2 separate regions of the Mus musculus genome follow, and region 1 is linked to region 2. Evidence: chromatin loops called from intact Hi-C (ENCODE). Cell type or tissue: left cerebral cortex. All regions are shown on one strand. Each heading gives the region's core, and the rest is flanking DNA. Links, peaks and the distances in the headings are about the cores only.

Evidence for each region. A loop is a pair of places that touch in the nucleus more often than their neighbours do. Peaks named below come from ENCODE experiments on the same cell type or tissue, not always from the same donor. Only the 100,000 strongest peaks of a DNase experiment are listed, where the experiment ranks them.
Region 1: it touches region 2 in a loop (8-fold over the local background); 1 of 42 quality-filtered maps calls a loop at or near these places.

The regions. Positions count from the first base shown.
Region 1 is chr1:23,984,888-23,996,534 of GRCm38, forward strand. It overlaps Gm53062 (a long non-coding RNA gene), which reads left to right. Exons shown (of 5, transcript XR_865295.2): 4 at 8,055-8,186. It overlaps Sdhaf4 (succinate dehydrogenase complex assembly factor 4), which reads right to left. Exons shown (of 3, transcript NM_026503.3): 3 at 11,052-11,473. The coding sequence ends at 11,364. Among named protein-coding and RNA genes, the nearest start is that of Gm53062, 13 kb to the left of the region's middle. In left cerebral cortex, for the core only: no CTCF peak of the experiment used is centred there; a DNase peak (open chromatin) is centred at 4,400.
Region 2 is chr1:23,899,147-23,910,793 of GRCm38, forward strand. The region is part of intron 1 of Smap1 (small ArfGAP 1); the gene reads right to left. Among named protein-coding and RNA genes, the nearest start is that of Smap1, 17 kb to the right of the region's middle. In left cerebral cortex, for the core only: a CTCF peak has its summit at 7,117 (motif pointing right); no DNase peak of the experiment used is centred there.

The DNA.
Region 1 (11,647 bases), core at 1,145-9,144, 84 kb after region 2:
ACACACACACACACACACATGCATGTGCACACTAATATATATTTCTTTTGGGCATCATGATACTTGATTTATATTGCTGTCTTAGGGTTACCATTATTGCTGTGAAGAAACACAATGAGCGAAGGCACCTTGTGGGGGATAGGCTTCCTTTTTGGATATATATATCCTGAGTCACAGTCCACTGAGGGAGGCCCGCCAAGACAGGAACTCAAACGGGGAAGGACCTGGAGGCAAGAACCGATGCAAAGACCATGGAGGGGTGCTGCTTACTGGCTTGTTCCCCAAGGCTTGCTCAGCCTGCTTTCTTACAGAATTCAGGACCACAGCTCAGAGGTGGCACTGCCCACAATGGGCTGGGTACTCCCCATTAATCACTAATTAAGAAAATGCCCTACAGGCTTATCTGCAGCCTGATATTAGGAAGGTCTCAATTGAGGTCTACCCCTCTCTGATGACTCAAGCTTGATAAAACTAGTCAGCACAATTGCTAAGACTGATTAATGGCTTTGTATTTGAGGTGGCTACAAAAGTTAACATCCTACAGCCTTATCTATTTGTTTTAAGGGGAATTTTTTTTGAAAAAAATTAAAATAAAAGTGGTTTGACAATATTTTATTGATAATTAGTTATATCATCAAAATGTATATAACCTTTATAGATATAGTTTGTCTATTTTTCCTTATTTCTTGGACTTTTTCCTCTGTGCATCTGTGTCAAGATGGCTTGATGACAGAGCAGTATACATAGGTTTCCATTTGGGATCTAAGTAGGAGGTTGCTATTTATGGAACTTAAAAATTGTAGACAGATTCTAGCTTTAAAACTGAGGAAAATCATAGTGGTGATATCAAATGAATTTGAGCAGAAATGGAGCATTTTAAAAAGTTTTTTTTATAACTGACAAGAAAAAATACTGAGTTTTCCCTGGCCATAGTCCCTTAGGGACTTACCTACAGAGAGTGGTTATTATTTTTTTTTTCTAGCCCTCCCTTACCTCCTATGGAGACCAACAAGGAAATAGCTTCTATCCAAAAATTGTAATGGTGGTGGTGTGGGGAGGTGGGAAGATTGCTCAGTGGTTAAGAATGCACTTGTGATACCATCATGAGGACCGGAGTTCAGATCCCAAGAAGCCCACATATATGTCAGGTAAGGGTGGTAATCTACCTATTAGTCTAGCTCTTAAAGACAGAGACACAGAAATACCCAGGAACTACCTTAGTAAGGGTTCTCAACTGCTTTGACCTTCTAGCCCACTGTCCAAGGGTAGGGGAGAAAAAATGGTAAATAGGACAAGGGGATGTGGACTTGTTTACATCTTCCTTGGGGTTCCTTGGGGCGATTCCAATTTCTGTTTGTCAGGATACCAGCAGTCCAATTCAGTAGTGTCAGGATTCCAATAGTCCAGTTCAAAAGTCTCACCAAACAGGAATCAGCAGTTAGGGGAGGTGGGGAGATGATGATCCAGCAGATCCAGATGATGATGCCAGGCCGCTGCTAAATCTGCACAAGTCATCGGGAGAGAGAGTGACCAGGACCAGCTGGGATGCCAGGAGAAGTTCTCTGCCATGCCTCTCTCAACAAAGTGAACATCAGCAAAGATGCAAGACCGAGGAAATGTTGCACGGCTAGCTGTGGAAGTGCCCTGCCACTGTCTACTGAGTCCTATTTATACTCTCTCCAAACATCATGTGTGCTCCCACAAGCCAGAAAAGTCACCCAGCAGTTAAAAGTGCTTGTTATTCTTTCAGAGATCCTGGGTTTAGTTCTCAGCACCCAACTTACCCAGCTTGCAACTGGCTGTAACTCCAGTTTCAGGAGATCTGATGCCCTCTTCTGACCTCTGTGGGTACCAGGTACAAGAATAGTGTACATGCATACAGACAAACACCCACATCCATAAAATAATATCTTAAATAAGTGGGGTCAGTTTCAGACTGTGTGAAATTCTTGGCTTACTTACCGAAAATGTAGGTGAATGTTTTGTGACAATTTATGTTCTTAGAACAATGCAGAGTCCAGTTAGTCCAATTAGTCCCTCCAGGTCTCCTCCAGAGCTTTTTACTTCTCTCATACAGGGCATTCGCCAGACCTAGTCCACCCTCATGAGACCTGGTCCACCCTCCTCTTCCTAGGCTATTGCCTATATCTGTATATGTGTTGGTTCATTTGAGACAGAGCCTTATGACATCATCCGGGCTATTCCCATACTCAAAGGCTCTAGCAATCCTGTGTTCTCAGGGACTACAGGTACACATCATGTGACCTGACTCCAGGTAGTACTTACTTTTTCATATTGGTGTTAAAAATCTCAGGAGAGCCCGGATCAATGAGATGGCTCTGTGGTTAAAGACACTGCAGGTAAGCCAGGCAACCTGACTGGTGGGTGGGAAAAAACTATTTCTGCAATTTGTCCTCTGACCTCCACATGGCATGCATGCCTTTTCACACACCCCTTCCCAGAAATAGACTAATAATTCTAAAAAGATTCTGAGTCATATTTTGAAAAACACTTACTAGACAAAATAATTTCATTAGTAAATTTGCAAAAAAGAATTAAGACAACACATGTGTAGGGCAATATAAAAGTTTTAAAGTACCGATATTTCTAAATCAAAACAACTGTCAATATAGATGCTGTCAAAATGTCCTTTTGAGTGAAAAGATTATCTGATATTACTGACAGGCCCAATGGCTCAGCTCTGAGATGCCAACTTCAGGTGTAGGATATCAGGGCTGGGTGACAGTTTCTGGGAACCACTGTAGGGAAAGGAAACAAACTTACCTTTCTAGTTGGTGATGGAGACTCAGGCTGTGAGGAGATGAAGGAAGTTAAGCCCAGTAGATTTACCACTTTGTACAAAACCACAATGGTAAATAAGTAGGCATTGGCTCACAGGCATGGGAGGCTACATAGGGAAGGAATTCACTCTGAAGTAATAGGTAGTAGGACTCCATTTATTTTAACTCAGAATGGCATGAGCCTTTTCAGAATGGCATTTTTTCAGAGGGAATTTTGTATATACATACACACAAGTACACACACACACACACAGACTCAGGTTAGAATGTGGTGGATCTAGGCTAGGTAGAACACAGCACTTAAAAGCTAACCCGAATATTTATCTAGAGACAAGGTCAAGGCTGCAGTGATAGCAACTTGAATTAGTTTTCATTTTTGCATGGGAAATTAACATCACACAGCAAGATAAATTAATGTTTCCACAAGCAAAATGGAACCAAGCTGCTCTTCCAGGCCTCACCTGGCTGAAATCAAAGTGTTGGATGGGCTGTGACCTTAGCCGAGGCTTAGAATCCTTTACAACCTTAAAGAGGTTGGCAGCGACATCAGGGGCGGAGGGAAGTACATCTCCAGCTTTTCGTTGGCAGCTCCCCGAGGAGTTCCTGTCATCTTTTAGGCGTCTGAACCCAGAGAAATCAAGATTAATCACTTCTCCACACAAAATAATTTCAAGACCAACCAGTATGAGTTTATCTTTATTTTTATTTTTAAAGATTTATTTATTATTACATGTAAGTACACTGTAGCTGTCTTCAGACACTCCAGAAGAGGGAATCAGATCTCATTATGAGATGGTTGTGAGCCACCATGTGGTTGCTGGGATTTGAACTCAGGACCGTTGGAAGAACAGTCAGTATACTTAACCGCTGAGCCATCTCACCAGCCTGAGTTGGAGTTTATTAAAGACATTAGTAAAAGAACATGCTTTCAGATTTGTTGTTACAAGTTCAATAATAGGTACTATTATATTCTGGTCCTTGGTTAGCATAGCAGCAGATTTCAAAATAAATAAAAAAGCTGGGCATAACTTAGTTCAATGGAAGTAGTAAATAAGAAAAGATACCCAGGTTTATGTCTTAAACCTAAAGCATTGGCTTATGACTGTATTGAGGTCCTGCAAGGAACCTGAAATTACTTAAATTGTGATTTTGCTACAAATAGCCATATGCTTTGTGCTACATTTTCTACTATAAACTGTTCTTTGTAATTTATGAATGTTAATTTGGGTTCTCTAAGAAACAGATGGCAAGACAGGATGAAAACTGAGTTTTATTGGGGGAAACATCTGTGAACTATCCAGATTGGGGGCGGGGGTTAGTTGTAAGGGTCTCTGTGATGTCCAGGGTCAGCGAGTGATGACTGACCAGTGGGAGGGGAGAAGGCAGCTCAGCCTATCAAACTCAGGAGCCGGTGTTGACTCAAACTTCCGAGTCTGACCCCGAGTCGCTTATTTTAGGCATATTTAAGCCCAGCAAATTTTGATGATTTTTTTTTTCTGGTGATAATGAATTCAATCCTGTGTGCCCAATAAAGCATGCAGAAACCTCTTTGAGGAACAAAGGAAGCTAAATAAGAATCGGACGTGACGACAGGGAAACGCTTTGTAAAGTCCATCTGACAGCTTAAAGATAGGTTCCACAGATGGACAACATATGACATAAAGATGGGACTTAGAGACTAAGTGAGAAAAGCGAGCTTATGATCGGGCTCTGGGGAAGGCTCCGATGTGGTCTCGGCATAAACAGCACTAGCGTAGAACGCTTGTCCACTCCCAGGTCTCTGGGTGGATGACAGGTATAGAATTCCTTCCCTTGGGATACAAATTGGAAAAGATGAAGTCAAAATATCATTATTTGCAGATGATATGATAGTATATATAAGTGACTCTAAAAATTCCACCAGAGAACTCCTAAGCCTGATAAACAGCTTCGGTGAAGTAGCTGGATATAAAATTAACTCAAACAAGTCAATGGCCTTTCTCTATACAAAGGATAAACAGGCTGAGAAAGAAATTAGGGAAACAACAGCCTTCTCAAGAGTCACAAATAATATAAAATATCTTGGCGTGACTCTAACTAAGGAAGTGAAAGATCTGTATGATAAAAACTTCAAGTCTCTGAAGAAAGAAATTAAAGAAGATCTCAGAAGATGGAAAGATCTCCCATGCTCATGGATTGGCAGGATAAACATTGTAAAAATGGCTATCTTGCCAAAAGCAATCTACAGATTCAATGCAATACCCATCAAAATTTCAATTCTTCAATGAATTAGAAAGAGCAATCTGCAAATTCATCTGGAATAACAAAAAACCTAGGATAGCAAAAACTCTTCTCAAGGATAAAAGAACCTCTGGTGGAATCACCATGCCTGACCTAAAGCTTTACTACAGAGCAATTGTGATAAAAACTGCATGGTACTGGTATAGTGACAGACAAGTAGACCAATGGAATAGAATTGAAGACCCAGAAATGAACCCACACACCTATGGTCACTTGATCTTTGACAAGGGAGCTAAAACCATCCAGTGGAAGAAAGACAGCATTTTCAACAAATGGTGCTGGCACAACTGGTGGTTATCATGTAGAAGAATGTGAAATGATCCATTCCTATCTCCTTGTACTAAGGTCAAATCTAAGTGGATCAAGGAACTCCACATAAAACCAGACACTGAAACTTATAGAGGAGAAAGTGGGGAAAAGCCTCGAAGATATGGGCACAGGGGAAAAATTCCTGAATAGAACAGCAATGGCTTGTGCTGTAAGATTGAGAATTGACAAATGGGACCTCATGAAACTGCAAAGCTTCTGCAAGGCAAAAGACACCGTCAATAAGACAAAAAGGCCACCAACTGATTGGGAAAGGATATTTACATATCCTAAATCAGATAGGGGACTAATATCCAATATATACAAAGAACTCAAGAAGGTGGACTCCAGAAAAATCAAATAACCCCATTAAAAAATGGAGCTCAGAGCTAAACAAAGAATTCTCACCTGAGGAATACCGAATGGCTGAGAAGCACCTGAAAAAATGCTCAGCATCCTTAATCATCAGAGAAATGCAAATCAAAACAACCTTGAGATTCCATCTCACACCAGTCAGAATGGCTAAGATCAAAAATTCAGGTGACAGCAGATGCTGGCGAGGATGTGGAGAAAGAAGAACACTCCTCCATTGTTGGTGGGATTGCAAGCTTGTACAACCACTCTGGAAATCAGTCTGGCGGTTCCTCAGAAATTTGGACACAGTACTACCGGAGGATCTCGCAATACCTCTCCTGGGCATATATCCAGAAGATGTTCCAACCAGTAAGAAGGACACATGCTCCACTATGTTCATAGTAGCCTTATTTATAATAGCCAGAAGCTGGAAAGAACCCAGATGTCCCTCAACAGAGAAATGGATACAAAAAATGTGGTACATTTACACAATGGAGTACTACTCAGCTATTAAAAAGAATGAATTTATGAAATTCCTAGGCAAATGGTTGGACCTGGAGGGCATTATCCTGAGTGAGGTAACACAATCACAAAAGAACTCAAATGATATGTACTCACTGATAAGTGGATATTAGCCCAGAAACTTAGGATACCTGAGATATAAGAGACAGTTTGTAAAACACATGAAACTGAAGAAGAATGAAGACCAAAGTGTGGACACTTTGCCCCTTCTTAGAATTGGAAACAATCACCCATGGAAGGAGTTACAGAGACAAAGTTTGGAGCTGAGACGAAAGGATGGACCATCTAGAGACTGCCATATCCAGGGATCCATCCCATAATTAGCCTCCAAAGGATGACACCATTGCATACACTATCAAGCGTTGGCTGAAAGGACCCTGATATAGCTGTCTCTTGTGAGACTAGGCCGGGGCCTAGCAAACACAGAAGTGGATGCTCACAGTCAGCTATTGGATGGATCACAGGGCCCCCAATGGAGGAGCTAGAGAAAGCAACCAAGGAGCTAAAGAGATTTGCAACCCTGTAGGTGCAACATTATGAACTAACCTGTACCCCGGAGCTCTTGACTCTAGCTGCATATGTATCAAAAGATGGCCTAGTCGGCCATTACTGGAAAGAGAGGCCCATTGGACACGCAAACTTTATATGCCTCAGTACAGGGTAATGCCAGGGCCAAAAAGTGGGAATGGGTGGGTAGGGGAGTGGGGGAGAAGGTATGGGGGACTTTTGGGATAGCATTGGAAATGTAATTGAGGAAAATATGTAATAAAAAATATATTAAAAAAATAAAAGGAAAGCAGAGAAAGTAGGAATAGAGATGATGGAAGGCACCTGTGAGCTTGGTAGGACAATAGATGGCAGAGAGGATAAAGATCAAGCTACATTGTATCCATGAATGAAGATGTCAGGATGAAGGTCACAGTGTATAATTACCGCATGCTAATAAATTTTAAGTATATTTATTAAACCTATATCCTAACTTTGAAAACTAATTAGGAAATAAACAAACAAGAAAAGCAAAAAAAAAAAAAAAAAAAAAAAGAATTCCTTCCCTTGAAGGGACAGCCTTTTGGGAAACACTTCAGGTCCCCTTGTGCTTATCTTTGAACATGAGGACCTTCATACCTCCTATAGCAGGTTGGTCTGATATCAATGAATGAGAGTGAAGGCACGGAAGACTGGATACACAGAGCCTTGGACAGGAGCACAGTTCAAATAAAATTCTGGGCAGTCAGTGACATAGCCTAATGAGGGTAGAAGTGGGAGGGGCTACATGAATAGCCCTGTGTATTTGTCACTCTTCCTACTAAGGTGGTAAGATATCGATAAAAGCAATGTAAGGGAGGATGGGTTTATTTAGACGTATGGTTTCACAGTTCATCATGGTGGAAACCACAGCCACAGAAGCACAGCGCAGCTGGTCACACTGGATCCAGTTAGGAGCCAGGAGAGAAAAAAGGATGAATGCCCACTGTACTGACTAGTTTTATGTAAACCTCACATAAGCTAGAGCTGTCTGAGAGGAGGGAGCCTCAACTGAGAAAATGCCTCCTGGGATAAATGGAATGACTCTCATTTACTGTATATTATACACGTTATTGAAGTATATAAACTCTTTTCTCACATGTTGTGCTAAGTAGTCTAGACCAGCACAGTTTTGATTTCTTATGGTCAATTCAACTAATAATTCAAAACTAATTTAACATAGTATTTTTCAAAATGTTAATTTAATAAATGTTCACTAATTTGGTTGACTAAATTACAGGATATTTTCAAAATATTTTTACTTAGCAGAAACAACAAGAAAGAGAACAAATGTTGCCCGTGGCTCACAAGCATTTGGACCTCCGGTATCTGGACCTCTGCCACCTCTTCTGGTCTCCAAGGCCACTGCATGCACACGGGGCTCCCAGACACATGCAGGTAACAGCAACACACATGAAATAGAAATACCTTTTTTAAAGAAAGGAACTAACGTTGGCTCATAGGTGACAAAAGCAAATCGAGTTTAATTAACACAAAAATTAGCCTCTGGTCACAGTTAGTTTAATAATGATCTTCCATTGGCCAGAGAGTTGGCTCAGACGTTCACAGCACCTGTTGGTCTTGCAGGGGACCTGGGTTTGATTCTCAGCACCCACCTGGCAGCTCACAGCCATCTATAATTCCAGTTCCAGGGAATGAAGTGCCCCTTTCTGACCTCCTCAGGCACCGGGCATGCATATGGTGTGCATACATACATGCAAGCAAAATACTCATACACATACAATAAAATACATTTAAAACTTTAAAAAGTTTATCGTCTTCAATGATTTCAGCAACGCCTCTATCAAACCGCACTTACAGTTGACATCATTTAATGATCAGCCCACTGCACTGTCAGTCTGTCTGTCTGTCTGTCTGTCTGTCCGCAGTGTTTATCAGCTCTGCACACCCTTTCTTTCTAAGCATAGCCAGGGGGCTGCAGGCCTAGCCTCAGCGCCACAGAAAAGATGCCTGAGGTGTGTAGTGGGTCTGGCCCAGGTATCGATGGGATAGGAGCTGTCGAGTTATCAAGATGAACTCAACAGAAACTTCTCCCCCTGCTTTTCTAACTTGCTGTCTTACCAATACACATTTCATTCTGCCCACCCAAATTATCACTGTTTTAAACTAATGATTCTTTCATGTGAATATATCAAAGTAATTTAGTTCATATATTTCGAATTTCGCTTTTCTTGATCATTCCCACAGGAAGGCCTAGTGATCTGGAAAAATCCATTCAGGGTTCAGAATAGTGAACGCAAGGAAAGCCATGCCTTTTGCTCTGCTGTGAATGGCGTGCACGCTGAAACTGTCTGTGGACATCTACAAGGGTGCCTCAGAAAGGGATTCTTGTTTGCTTGGAAGGGGATAGGTTCTTACTATACTGTCCAGGCTTTCCCCAAACTCTGCCTCAGGGTGAGGTGGCTCAGTGGCTAAAGGTGCTTGCTGCTAAAAGTCTGACGACCTGAGTTCCATCCCAGGAATCTACACAGTGGAGAATGAACCTGCTCCTGTAGTTCTTCATAACTTCTCTGTCTTTGTGCACGCACACAAACACACCCCTCTCCCCCGTGGTTTTCTCTCAGGAACTGTAATATGAATGGATTCTGTGATGGTTTGGATATTCTTGGACCAGGGAGTGGCACCATTTGGAGGTGTGGCCTTGTTGGAATAGGTGTGACCTGGTTGGAGTAGGTGTGTCACTGTGGGTGTGGGCTTAAGATCCTCACCCTAGTTGCCTGGAAGTCAGTCTTCCACTAGCTGCCTTTGGATGAAGACATAGAACTCTCAGCTCTGCCTGTGCCATGCCTGCCTGGATGCTGCCATGCTCCCACCTTGATGATAATGGACTGAACCTCTGAGCCTGTAAGCTCAATTAAATGTTGTTTTTATAAGACTTGCCTTGGTCATGGTGTCTGTTCACAGCAGTAAAACCCTAACTAAGACAGATTCATTTATTTAATCTACTCAAGTGTCCTGCCAACTACTATCATCTCCCATTTACACAAAAGGATACAGATGTACAAAGACATTGAGTAACATGTTCAGGATTACATAGACAGCAAGGAGTGGGGGCAGGACTGGATTTAGCTCATTTGGCTTCAAATGAAGTAGTCTGTCTCATTACTGTGGCCTTCATGAACTCTACTGTATTGTTTAACCTACACTTAAAGTCACTATGAGGCCTGGGAGGTGACTTACTGGGGAAAAGCTGACTGCATGAGCTTGAGGTCCTTAGTGCTCCATCCTTGGAACCTATGCTGAAGGAGAGAACTAACCTCCACAGCTCTCCTCTGACCTCTGTGCTTAGGCCCACATACATGCACACATGCATGTACACACGTACACACAGCACATGTATACACAATTCTTTGAGTGTCCCAATTTGGTTCCTGTTGCTTTAATAAAACATGTACTAGAAGCCACTTGGCAGGAGGGAAGGGTTTATTCCATCTCACAGATTACACAGATGTAAAAGTCCATCACAAAGGGAAATCGAGGCAGTAAGGGCAGTTCCTCGAGGCAGGACCTGAAACAGAGGAAAGCCGTTTAGTGGCTTGCTCCCTGTGGCTAATTCAACGTGCGTTTGTATACAATCCAGGACCAGCTAACCAATGGTGGCACTGCCCACAGCAGGCTAGGCCTCCCACATCGGTCATTAGTCAGGAAACCGCTCTACAGACTTGCCTACAGGCCAGTCTGATAGAAGCATTATATTAACTGAGGTTCCCTCTTCCAAGATGACTCTAGCCTACAGAAACGTGACTCAAACTAACCAGCACACCTAGTCTTAGAAATGATTGTGTAAAAGCCACTTTACTGGGGCTGGGGAGACAGCTCTGTGGTTAAGAGAGAGAACAGCTTTACGGAAGACCTGAGCTTGGTTCGTGGCAACCCAGGACAGGAGGCTCACACCAGCCCAGAACCCCAGCCCCAGAAAAATCTGCCACCCTCTTCTGGCCTGTGAGGGCAACTGCACTCACGTGTATGTACACACAGACATACCTATGTAAACATAGTCTAAAATAACAGTACCAGCTCTTGGGGGTGGGGAGGAGGGGAAGAGATGGCACAGAGGTCTTGACATCTATTGCTCTTGCAGAGGTCCTGGGTTCAGTTCCCAGCAACCAGGGTGGCTCACAACCACCCACAACTCCAGTTCCAGGGGGGTATAATGCTTTCTTCTGGCCTTCATGGGCTCCAAGCACATACTTACATACAGAAAAAAACTCACTCATACTTATAAAAATAAAATAATAAATCTAAAGAAAAATTTCAAGAGGTCTTTATTTACACATGTATTTTATAAGCAACTGATTAAATAAATGACAAAAAGATCGTGGCAAAGACTTGATGCTCTCATCCCAGACTCTGCCCTGACACACTTAAGGTGAGGTTAAGATGCTAATGGAAGCGTTTCCACATTCCTCATCTATAGCAGCATTTGCTATTCAAAGCTGTCACATGCATTTTAGGACATACGATGGAAATTACACACTTAAAGGACACAGAAAAAGAAAACAACTTGAAGTAAACAGTTCAGGTAATGATTCTGCAGTTGTGAGAGTGCGTGACTTAAAAGTCAATGCAGCGTCCCTTCCGTTCCCAGTCTCCATATCGTGTAGGCTCCGGGCCCTTGGGTCCACCTTTTTCTTTGGTAACTGGATTTACATCATCCGGAAACTCTGAGGAAGACAGAAATATGGAGAAGGCAGTCAGCAGAGACGGCGAGAAATGAAGTGGTCAATGTTGAGGACAGGACTGCATGATCTAGGTGTGAGTGCCTGGGTCATCCCACTCTTTCAAGGAGCTGTAATGGGGCTCCTCCTCTCCTGCCCCCAGAGCTCAAGCAATGCATT
Region 2 (11,647 bases), core at 2,494-10,493:
CAGATAAGAACATTCACATTTGGGCTAATGCAAGGATCAAGGTGAACACAGCCAAGAAACCTGTGACTTCCTCTTGTCTTGGCAATCCTGATAAGTGCCCAGACCCAGTGACTGGAAGGCTGGGGGAGGACTTTGCTTACTGCTTTGTTTGATTACTATCTGGTGTGATCTCTTTGTTCAGTGCCTTGTTTGATTACTCTGTCTTTGATCTGAGAACTGACCCTATTCTCTGCAAGTACCTAGAATGGTATAAGAGCTGACTGGGAAAAAATCAACCCGCTTCAGCCTCAGCACTGCCTGGAGTCATGTTATAATGCTGTCTAATTTTCTTTCTCTCTTCAGTCCTCACTCCTGCCATTGAGAGCCTGTTGACTGACTGAGCTGGCTTGGTCACAACACACACACACACACACACACACACACACACATTTTCCTCAACTTTGATGATAAGACTACCTGTTACTCAAACACTTCAACTAAAAGAATGTACCCTCCTTGGAGTTTACTCCAACTGTGTACCGCTCTATAAGATAGAAAGATGTTTCTTATACTGATATGAAAATGTCAACTGTTTAAAGGAGACAAAAACGATGATGAGCCAGGGTTCTCCAGAGACAGCGTCATGTGGCAGGAGCCATGAATGTTGTGTGGCTCTGAACCGGAAGGTGGATGAGATAGTGATAGTAATGTTCCTGACTCCGCCCACCTGCTTAGTCATTCATTTATTCTGACTTCTGTAACAAGAAATGAATGTTCACTGTATGCCAGATGCATTCTAGATAGATGATAGAGGTCTAGCAAAGAAACAGATTATTCTGTTGTCATAAAATATACACTCCAATGAAGCAAACAGAGGGACAAATTAAATGTCTGTCTTTAGAAGGCTACAAAATTATTAACTTCCATCTTATAGTAGAAAAATAATTTTGGTAACTAATGTTTCTGAGTATAATAGCTGACATTTTTTAAAAAGGTTCATATAACGAACAGTGGAAAATGTTAGCCAAAACATTCTGAACTGTAGAGTCTAACTCTTTTTTACCAATAATAATTCACAAATAGATGGCTAATACTAACACTGATAAATAAAAAGTTTAACAAACACAACTATAGAATAAATTGGCTTTTGTCTTTATTTTTAGTGCAAGAAATACAAAGATGAAGAAAAATTTTGTATCACATTAAGAATAGCAAACTATAATTATGTAAGCAATGGTTTCAAAACTGTAAAAGTGAATACGATACACAAAGCAATTTTAATAACATGATACAGAATATAACCAAATGTTTCCATTTGACTTGAAAAATGGGTGTTAGCAGTGCTTAAGAAAGTAAAATAAAACATATAAATGAACACATCGTTAGAAATGTCCTCTACACACTGATTTAGTCTCCAGAGCACAGGAAGATTAATACAATGGATAATCTGTATCATTTGGCCTGGAATGTCAGGATTTCACTGGAACATAGTGGCAACATCGGTAAGGTAATTCTATCATTTTCTCCAAGTTCCCTGAGAACTTCATGAGAACAAATGTTATAAATAAACCTAAATTTAACTATTATCTTCAAGGAACTTAAGAGACAGGCAAATTTCAGTAAAAAGAAAACATTTAAAAGTTCTTGCCATGTCTGTTGCTACTAGATCAAAACACTGAATACCATTTCAGTGTATATAAATACAATGAATTTATCAAAATGACAAATACAACTTAAAAGGCAAGCCAAATACAGAAAGCAGCATTCCTGAAGAGATTAGCTATCAAGAAATGGCATACAATCACTCTGGAAGTCAGTCTGGAGGTTCCTCAGAAAATTGGACATAGTACTACTGGAAGATCCAGCAATATCTCTCCTGGGCATATACCCAGAAGATGGTCCAACTGGTAATAAGGACACATGCTCCACTATGTTCATAGCAGCCTTATTTATAATAGCCAGAAGCTGGAAAGAACCCAGATGTCCCTCAACAGAGAAATGGATACAGAAAATGTGGTACATTTACACAATGGGGTACTACTCAGCTATTAAAAACAATGAATTTATGAAATTCTTGGGCAAATGGATGGATCTGGAGAATATCATCCTGAGTGAGGTAACTCAATCACAAAAGAACGCACATGATATGCACTCACTGATATATGGATTATTAGCACAGAAACTTAGAATACCCAAGATACAATTTGCAAAACACAAGAAAATTAAGAAGAAGGAAGACCAACGTGTGGATACTTCATTCCTCCTTAGAATAGGGAACAAAATAACCATGGAAGGAGTTACAGAGACAAAGTTTGGAGCTAAGACGAAAGGATGGACCATCCTGAGACTACCCTACCCGGGGATTCATCCCATAACCAGCCAACAAATGTAGACATTATTGCACATGCCAGCAAGATTTTGCTGAAAGGACCCTGATGTAGCTGTCTCTTGTGAGGCTATGCCAGTGCCTGGCAAATACAGAAGTGGATGCTCACAGTCATCTATTGAATAGAACACAGGGTCCCCAATGGAGGAGCTAGAGAAAGTACCCAAGGAGCTGAAGGGGTCTGCAACCCTATAGGAGGAACAACAATATGAACTAACCAGTACCCCCAGAGCTCGTGTCTCTAGCTGCATATGTAGCAGAAGATGGCCTAGTCAGCCATCACTGGAAAGAGAGGCCGCTTGGTCTTGCAAACTTTATATGCCCCAGTACAGGGGAAGGCCAGGGCCAAGAAGTGGGAGTGGGTGGGTAGGGGAGTGGGGGGAGGGAGGGTATAGGGGACTTTCGGGATAGCATTTGAAATGTAAATAAAGAAAATATCTAATAAAAAAAAAAAAAAAGAACGCCGGGCGTGGTGGCGCACGCCTTTAATCCCAGCACTTGGGAGGCAGAAGCAGGTGGATTTCTGAGTTCGAGGCCAGCCTGATCTACAGAGTGAGTTCCAGGACAGCCAGAGCTACACAGAGAAACCCTGTCTCGAAAAATCAAAAAAAAAAAAAAAAAAAAAAAAAAAAACAACAAAAAAAAACCTAATTAAGAGCCTTACAATGAACTTAGTTTACTTCTAGGAAAAGTATCTAGGCTACAGCACAAAGATAAAACTTCGGCCAAATTGGGTTACATAACAAAACCTTGTCTCAAATTTAAAAAAAAAAAAAATAGTATTTAGTTGTGTCCAGAACTGATAAAAAAAAAAATTAGCAGTCATTAAATTCTATGGAGTGAAAAGAAGGCAATCAATGTGATTTATACTGGGGACAGAAGCAGGCAGGGTCAGGAGCATTACTATCACTGAGTTACTGGGTTGTAGGAAAGACTAAAACATGTTCAACAAGAGCCTATCTCCACTGGGTACATAAAGAACAAATCAGACTCTTAAATGACTCGAGTTCTAACACCTGAAACTCCAAATACACTGGGCAGAATGGAACTGGCAGAAATATCCTGGATAGGTGATAAAGCAGGAATGAGCACATGAAATGCATCTGACAGCAGACTTGATGAAAATACAAATCCAAGTGAGTATCACGAGCCAGATGTATCTCACGCACACGTACGTGCGCCACACGCACCTGCCATCTCAGTAATCAGTAGGCTGAGGGCATTTTGGCTTACATAACAAGTTTAGCCAGGAAAGGCTAGAGAGAAAGACCTCTCAAAAAGATAAATAAATAAGTAAAAAGTAAAAAACTTTCAAATTAGCACTACACATTTAACAAAACAGATAAAAACAGAAAAAAAAAAATCACATTAGTAGTTTGCAAGTTACTTCTGCATCTGTTAAAAAAAATCTGACATAGATGCCAGCAGAGTAAGGAACTATCTCAGCTCACACATCCAGAGGGTGTGGTTCATACGTTACATGGAATGAGATGGAGCAGGGCATCACAGTCATGAGAGTATTGACAGAAGACAACTGCTCACATCGCAGAAGACAAGAGGAAAAATATAACTCCAGGACATACCCCCTAAGGCCTACTTCTTCCAGCTAGGCCCCACTTCCAACTTTCTAGAGCCTCTCAAACTAGTGCCAACTGGTCAGCCATTCAGATATGAGCCTGGAGAGGGTATCTCAAGTTTAAACTGTAACAAATAGGAATACAAAATGATTATAAAAAAATTAAAGGCAGTTTAGGTTTGCAATTACCATAAAAGTCAGCAAATTGTACTGTTGGACATTTAACACAGAAATGGAACTTCAGTCTGCTTCCTGTTGTGATAAACGCCATGGCTAGAAGATTCAGCTTACAAGTTACAGTCCATCTCAGAGAAAGGGCAGGGCAAGAACCAAGACAGAAGCTTGAAGCGGAAGTCATGGAGAACAAACACTGCTTACTGCTTTATTCTTCATGGCCTTCTTAGCTACAATTATCACTCACTCCAGGACCACTTGCATCTCTCAGTGATCTGAGTTCTACGCATCAAGTAACAATCAATGTCTCAAAGACACACCCACAGGCCCCACAGGCCCCACAGGCCCCACAGGCCCATCTGATGGAAGCAGCTCCTTAACTAAGATTCCTTCTTCCCAAGAGTGTCTAGGCTTGTATCAGGGTGACAAAAACTAAGCAGCACAGTGTGTCTGTTTTTGTGTGCATGTGTTTACATGAGCCAGGCAACCTGAGTGCTGGGAACTGAAGACAAATTCTATTCAAGAGCAGTGCACACTCTTGGCAAATGAGCAATCTCTCTATTTTAAAGTTTAAACTACAACATTTTAAAATGAAATAAAACACTGAAGTGGAAAAGAAACCCAAGGCTGCCGAAGTTAGGAATGTGGGGAAAAAAAACCCTGGGAGAAAGGTTTGTGTATTTATGAGAGGGTGACTAAGGTCCTTAAGATGGTGTAACTCTTCCATATCTTCATATGAGACGCACATCTATGAAGCTACACACATAAAAAAGCTGTATACAGATACATATATTACATGTTATATATATTATACACACACATCTGAGTGTAATAAGTAAACCTCAGTCACTGGTGAATGTCCTCCTGGTTGTGATAGCCCAGAGTTTTATAAAATGTCACTGTCACCGTCACCAGAAACTGGATCAACTGTCTATGACTTTTTTAACCAACTGAATACAGACTATACAACATTCACTCTATCGTAAAGGTCTCTATGTACTGACTCACACTTCTTTCCATTCCAAACCTACCAAAAAGAAAAAGTAGCTTTTACCTCAACTATAATCACTAATTATTTTCTAGCTCAAATATCTGTAACAAAGAAGCCATATGCTAGAAATACTCAATACTTTATACTGAGAAAACTGTAATAGTTTAGCAGTAAATACATGTAAGCTGAAGTAAACTGCGTAGTACCACAAAATTTTAACCATCTTCTATCCTACCAAAAATAAACCCTCCAAAAATAAAAAATAACAAAAACCCTTTAGTTCATCATTATTTATGGAGAAAGTGTTATATGTGAAAAAATATATTTTTATTAGGTATTTATTTCATTTACATTTCCAGTGCTATCCCAAAAGTCCCCCACACGCTCCCCCATCCACTCCCCCACCCACCCACTCCCACTTCTTGGCCCTGGCGTTCCCCTGTACTGAGGCATATAAACTGCACGACCAATGAGCCTCTCTTTCCACTGATGGCCGACTAGGCCATCTTCGGATACATATGCAGCTAGAGACACGAGCTCCGAGGGGTACTGGTTAGTTCATATTGTTGTTCCACCTATAGGGTTGCAGATCTCTTTAGTTCCTTGGGTACTTTCTCTAGCTCCTCCATTGGGGGCCCTGTGATCCATCCAATAGCTGACTGTGAGCATCCACTTCTATGTTTGCTAGGCCCCAACATAGTCTCACAAGAGACAGCCATATCTGGGTCCTTTCAGCAAAATTTTGCTAGTGTATGCAATGGTGTGAGCGTTTGGAAGCTGATTATGGGATGGATCCCCGGATATGGCAGTCTCTAGATGGTCCCCATCCTTTCGTCTCAGCTACAAACTTTGTCTCTGTAACTCCTTCCATAGGTGTTTTGTTCCCAATTCTAAGAAGGGGCAAAGTGTCCACACTCTGGTCTTCGTTCTTCTTGAGTTTCATGCGTTTAGCAAATTGTATCTTATATCTTGGGTATTCTAAGTTTCTGGGCTAATATCCACTTATCGGGCATATATCCAGAAGATATTCCAACCGGTAAGAAGGACACATGCTCCACTATGTTCATAGCAGCCTTATTTATAATAGCCAGAAGCTAGAAAGAACCCAGATGCCCCTCAACAGAGGAATGGATACAGAAAATGTGGTACATTTACACAATGGAGTACTACTCAGCTATTAAAAAGAATGAATTTATGAAATTCCTAGGCAAATGGATGGACCTGGAGGGCATCATACTGAGTGAGGTAACCCAATCACAAAAGAACTCACACAATATGTACTCACTGATAAGAATATATTTCAAATAAACCAATTCATTACTAGTTTAAGAACAGTGCTTTCATGAAAATTATAACCCTTATATGAAATTTGAAATGGGAAAATGCTGGAGGCAGAGTAAGAGCAATGGTAGGGAAGTAAAAAAGTCCATCAGAAGTTCAAGGCCAGACTCCACTATATGATCAGTTCACTATGGCCAGCCAGGGCCCCAATGAAACCCTGCCTCAATAAAATGAAAATATAAAAATTTTACAGTTTAAATATCTTTTAAGATTTCTGTGATATTAAATACAGGCTATACAGTCTGCATTGACAAGAATCACAGTTCTTGGCTAAACATAGCTATTAAATCTTGAAATGTAGCTAATGAAACAAACTGAATGTTTAAAATCAGTTAAATAGGTAGATAAAGATAGTAGCTTCCACAGAGAAATTCACCACTACACACACACACACACACACACACACACACACAGAGGCACGCACACTCATGCTCGCACATACATGGCCACAATGCAGTAACAATCATCAGTACAGTAGGTGAGTACTTCTCAACCAGGGCACTACTTTAAACAAAACAATTTATTATATAATTTATTATGCAAAAAGAACATATCCCTTTTAAACAGGAAGGGTATTTTTCCCAAATTCTATTTTATAATCACTCTTAAGTTACAAAATATTATTCCACTCAAAGGAATTACTAAAGTGATTTTGTTTAGTTAGCAATAATACATTTTCACCAGCAGAGGGCATACATTACACCACAATACTCTTAAATGTTTAAGTTCTACTGTGAGAAATCAATCAATCAATCAGATATTCACTTACACAAAAGGTATTGTACTTTGTTCTAAAAATGAATGTATATTTTATTAAAGGTATATTGACAATTGAATAATATCCCTAAAACCCTAGTTTTGTACATTTTAACTGTTTATTCTAGTTAACTATCATCCCCAAAACAAAACAAAATATATAAAAGGTGAAATCATCTTTCAAGGGATACACACACACACACACACACACACACAATTATTTCCTCAGCTTAAAAATAAATGACAAACCATTTTCTAGATAGAAAATTATCTAAATTCCAACACAAAATAAACATTTGTTTTTAAAAGTAAATTAAACACAAGAAAATAAATGAAATTTTGAAAAGGTGCTAAAACTGACAAAGGCATATTTAGTATTTGAGAAACGGTGCTTACATACCACCTGCCTCTAGCTTGTACATGCACCACTATGCTCATCTCAGAAAATAATTTTATATCAACTAAAAATTACAAAAATAAAATAAAATGAACTCTTAATTTCCTCTATATCCTATTATATTTAATTTTCCTAAGAAGATTGCCTTTTCAAATTCCTTCTGTCTTGCGACTTCTGATTCAGATGTCTTCCATGGTTCTCTTCCCTCCTTGCTAAACGTGGCCATCTAGCCTCTAAGTCAGACAAGCATCTAGTTAGTCCAGTAGTTATGGCTCTGGCACATTCATTTCTGCTAATGACTCCCCAAAAGCAAGCAGCCTCGGTCTCTCCTCTCTCCTGAGGCAGGCCTGTCTCTGGAGGAATGCACATCTGCTCCTGGAGCTCTCCCTTCCTGAACCAACTCTGCCCAACTCTCAGTTAAGTTTGATCATATGCCTTGTCAAAAATCAACTTTTCAATTAAAAGCCCTCTCCCAAAATCTAATCAGTAACATTGCATGCTTACCCAACACTTCCTATACATACAGGCAGAATATACTCTGCTAATGCCCTGCCTGTTTCAACTGGAGAGCAAGTATCCAAACATGCGCCTACTACTAGAGGGGGGTCTTCATTCAAACCACCACAGCCAGGCTTCTGCTGCATAATCTCTAATCAATATCTATTCTAGAGAATAGAAAAACAATTTTTATTCTGTAAAATGATTACTTTTCTTGAACCTTCCATAAAGTATTCTTGCACACCCTAAGACATAACTCATAAATTAGATATAACTCATGACTGTCTCTATAGTATAAAATGAGCATAATTACAAAGCCTTACTCTTCTACCAAAATATTTACTAGACATTACTTCATAAGCTCCTCCATACCCTGTAATATGGGTTTCATCACAGATGTAATGAATGACACTACAGTTCAGAGTTTAAACAAGCGGGAAGAAAGGGAAAATGAAGAAAAGGCAGAAAAGAGGGGGAGAAAGAGAAGGGAAAGGAGAAGAAAGAAAAATCAATCAGAGCCAACAGCCAAGCAGTGAAGACTCTGTTCTCACCATCAAACTAACTGGCCTCTCAATTCTAACAGAGCCCTATCAATTCACTGCCGATGCTCAAAAAGGGATGTAAAGGTCCTAGAACCAAATGAAAATGAAGTCATAACGTATCAGAGCCTTTGGTATAGCTTACACAGTAGTAAGAGGAAAGCTGATAGCTATAAGAGCTTACATGAAAAAATCTCAAACAACTAACCTAATGAGCTCAAGATCTAACAAAACCAAGAAAATCCCACACGCAGAAGCAGTAAATAGCAAGAATAATCATCAGGAAATAAATTAATTAAATGGGGAGCGAACAGAACAGTACATATCAATCAGTTAGACAGTGTGTCTATGAGTTTATGTGTTTATGTGTGTCTTTCTTCCTGTAGGGCATGAAAGCAAAAAGATGACCCTCGAAGGAAGAAGGAAGAAGGCTTGGGGGTATGGAAATAATGGGGAACATGAAAGCAAAAAAGACTAGGGAAAGAAAGGGGCAGGTGTGATGAAGAAATTAATGAGAAAAAAAGGACAATGACATAAAGGTGCAAAAAGTAAAATAATGAAATCTATTACTTCCTATGTTAACTTTAAAACAATTTTAAAAACTACAAGTGGGTAAGCAAGTACATTATAGCCTTTGTTTTTTTCTTTGCCCCTTCAAGATATTCTATCAACGTTTTGTAAAATTTCCCTCTAGACATACAAGCTTTCCTTTTTTGTTGTTATTGTTGTTTTTCTTTGGTAGTTTTTGGTTCTGTGTGGTGCTGAGGACTGAGTCCAAGTCTCTGCACACTAGGCAAATAGTGCTCTACCACTGAGCTAAATACTTTTAAGTATGTTCTACACTGTTTACAAGTTTATTGAGTGAGCTAACCATTTGCTTTGATAACACTGCAGCCATCATAAAAAAGGAATCAAATTTTGAAAGATTTTACATTATTGTCTGATTCATATTTTAACAAAATAACTAAACAGTTGTATAAAGTTAGGACGCATTATAATACCTTTTTTTTCAAATGATGTCATTTGAAATTTGACGAAGTTATCAACATCCAAAACTTACCTCCTTTAGTACTATGTACAATGAAAACTAAAAAAACAAAATGGATAAAGAAAAGGAAAAGAATCTCGAAGCTGAGTTATCATTTTTATGAAGGTTCCATGGAGCGTGTTAATCTGCATGTTACCTCACTACTCCACAGTTTTGGCAGGTCAGCAAGAGCAGGTATATCTCTGTCTCATATGGAGAGATCAGACCAGACACCTCTAAGCTTCCTATAATTTCATAACTACAATATAGATCAGACACCAAACAATATCCCAAATATACCACTGCTTCCTATTCATAGCCTAAAATGAGTAGAATACAGGACTAGATGGCTAGAGCCTAGCATGCCCAGTCTAATAAAAGCTGTCTAGAATTTTCTATTCTCTTGGTCTGACTGAGTAACCAAGACAAAACTATGAAGCTTTCTCCCTCCCACTGAAGGACAGCTCACAAAAGAACAGAAATGACCAATAAGGACACTAAACTTTTCTAACCATAAAACTATGGTGAAAATATATAATAGCAAAATAATCATTTCTTCAATCAAATCAAAGAATCTTATCAAAAACATGAAAACCCAATAGCAGACTGGGAACAGGTCAGCCAGCTAGCATATTAATGAGGGGAATATTAGCTAGTCCCATCACTACAGTAAATATAGATCAAATAGTTTTAAATTTGATACACATGAACATACACTTCAGATTTTATTCTGTGGAAATTTAAATATACACATAAAGCTTTGCTATCATGAATATTTATAAGCTTAGATTTTTTTTAGCAGTCAGGGACAGATTATTTTTAAATACCCTTAGAGTATTTAAAAATACTTACCAGTCGCAAATATTCAGTACAGAGAATAACCTTAAGTTTCCTACAGCTCGGTATTGGCCTTTTTCTCAGCAAATGACATCATCTCCTAATTGTTCCCTCATATTTCAGAACACTCGGACTCTATTCCCTCATAAGCTGATTCACCTTGTTCATCTGACGATGGGGGAGGGGTTCATTTTTAAATGGCTGTCTAAGGAATCTTGTTCTCTCCAGGCCAAGCTGTGTGTGTTCCACTCATTGTGATGCAGCTGCTAAGGCAAAGGCCACCGATAATTCTGCTGATCTGCCCATGGTCTATTGCACTGAACTTCTGGTGTGCCTTCTTCTGTACTTGGAAGATGGAAAACTAAAAACTCCATTTGGTTTCTTTATAGTTAAGAACCTTGTGCTGCAGAGACTACAGGGACAATCATGGAGTCAGCATGGGTCTGAACTAGGTCTCCTGCATATATGTTATGGTTGTGTAGCTTCGTGGTCTTGTGGGACTACAAACAGTGGAAGAAGGGGCTGTCTCTGACTCTTTGCCTGTGTTTGGGACCCTTTTCCTCCTCCTGGGTTCCTTCATTCAGCCTTGATATAAGGATGTGCACCTAATTAGTCTTACTGAAACTTGTTATGCCACATTCGGTTTTTAACCCCGGGAGGCCTGTTCTTTTGTGGCGGGAAAAGAGGAGTGGGTCTGGGGCTGGGGAGGGTAGTCTGAGAAGCGTGGAAGAAGGGTGTTCTCTCAGTCATGAGAGAAGAACAAAAAGTAAAAATTAAAAAAAAGAACTCTATGGTGGTTAGTTTATGTCAACTTGACCCAGGCTAGAGTCATCTGACAAGAGGGAATCCCAATTAAGAAAATGCCTCCAAAAGGTCAGGCTGTAGACAAGCCTATAAAACAATTCTGTAATTACTGACGGATGTGGGAGGGACCGGCCCATTGTGGGTGGCGCCATAGGGAGGAAGCCAGAAAGCATCCACTCCTCTGTGGCCTCTCAATCAATAGAAGCACACTTTCTTGGGTCGTGTTGACTATAGATGCATACCTATAGTCATGGTCCAAAGGCAAGTATGACAGCCAAAATCCAGACACTAGATGAGATTACAGTGGGAGTGAATACAGAAGAAGATGTCCAAGGACTTACT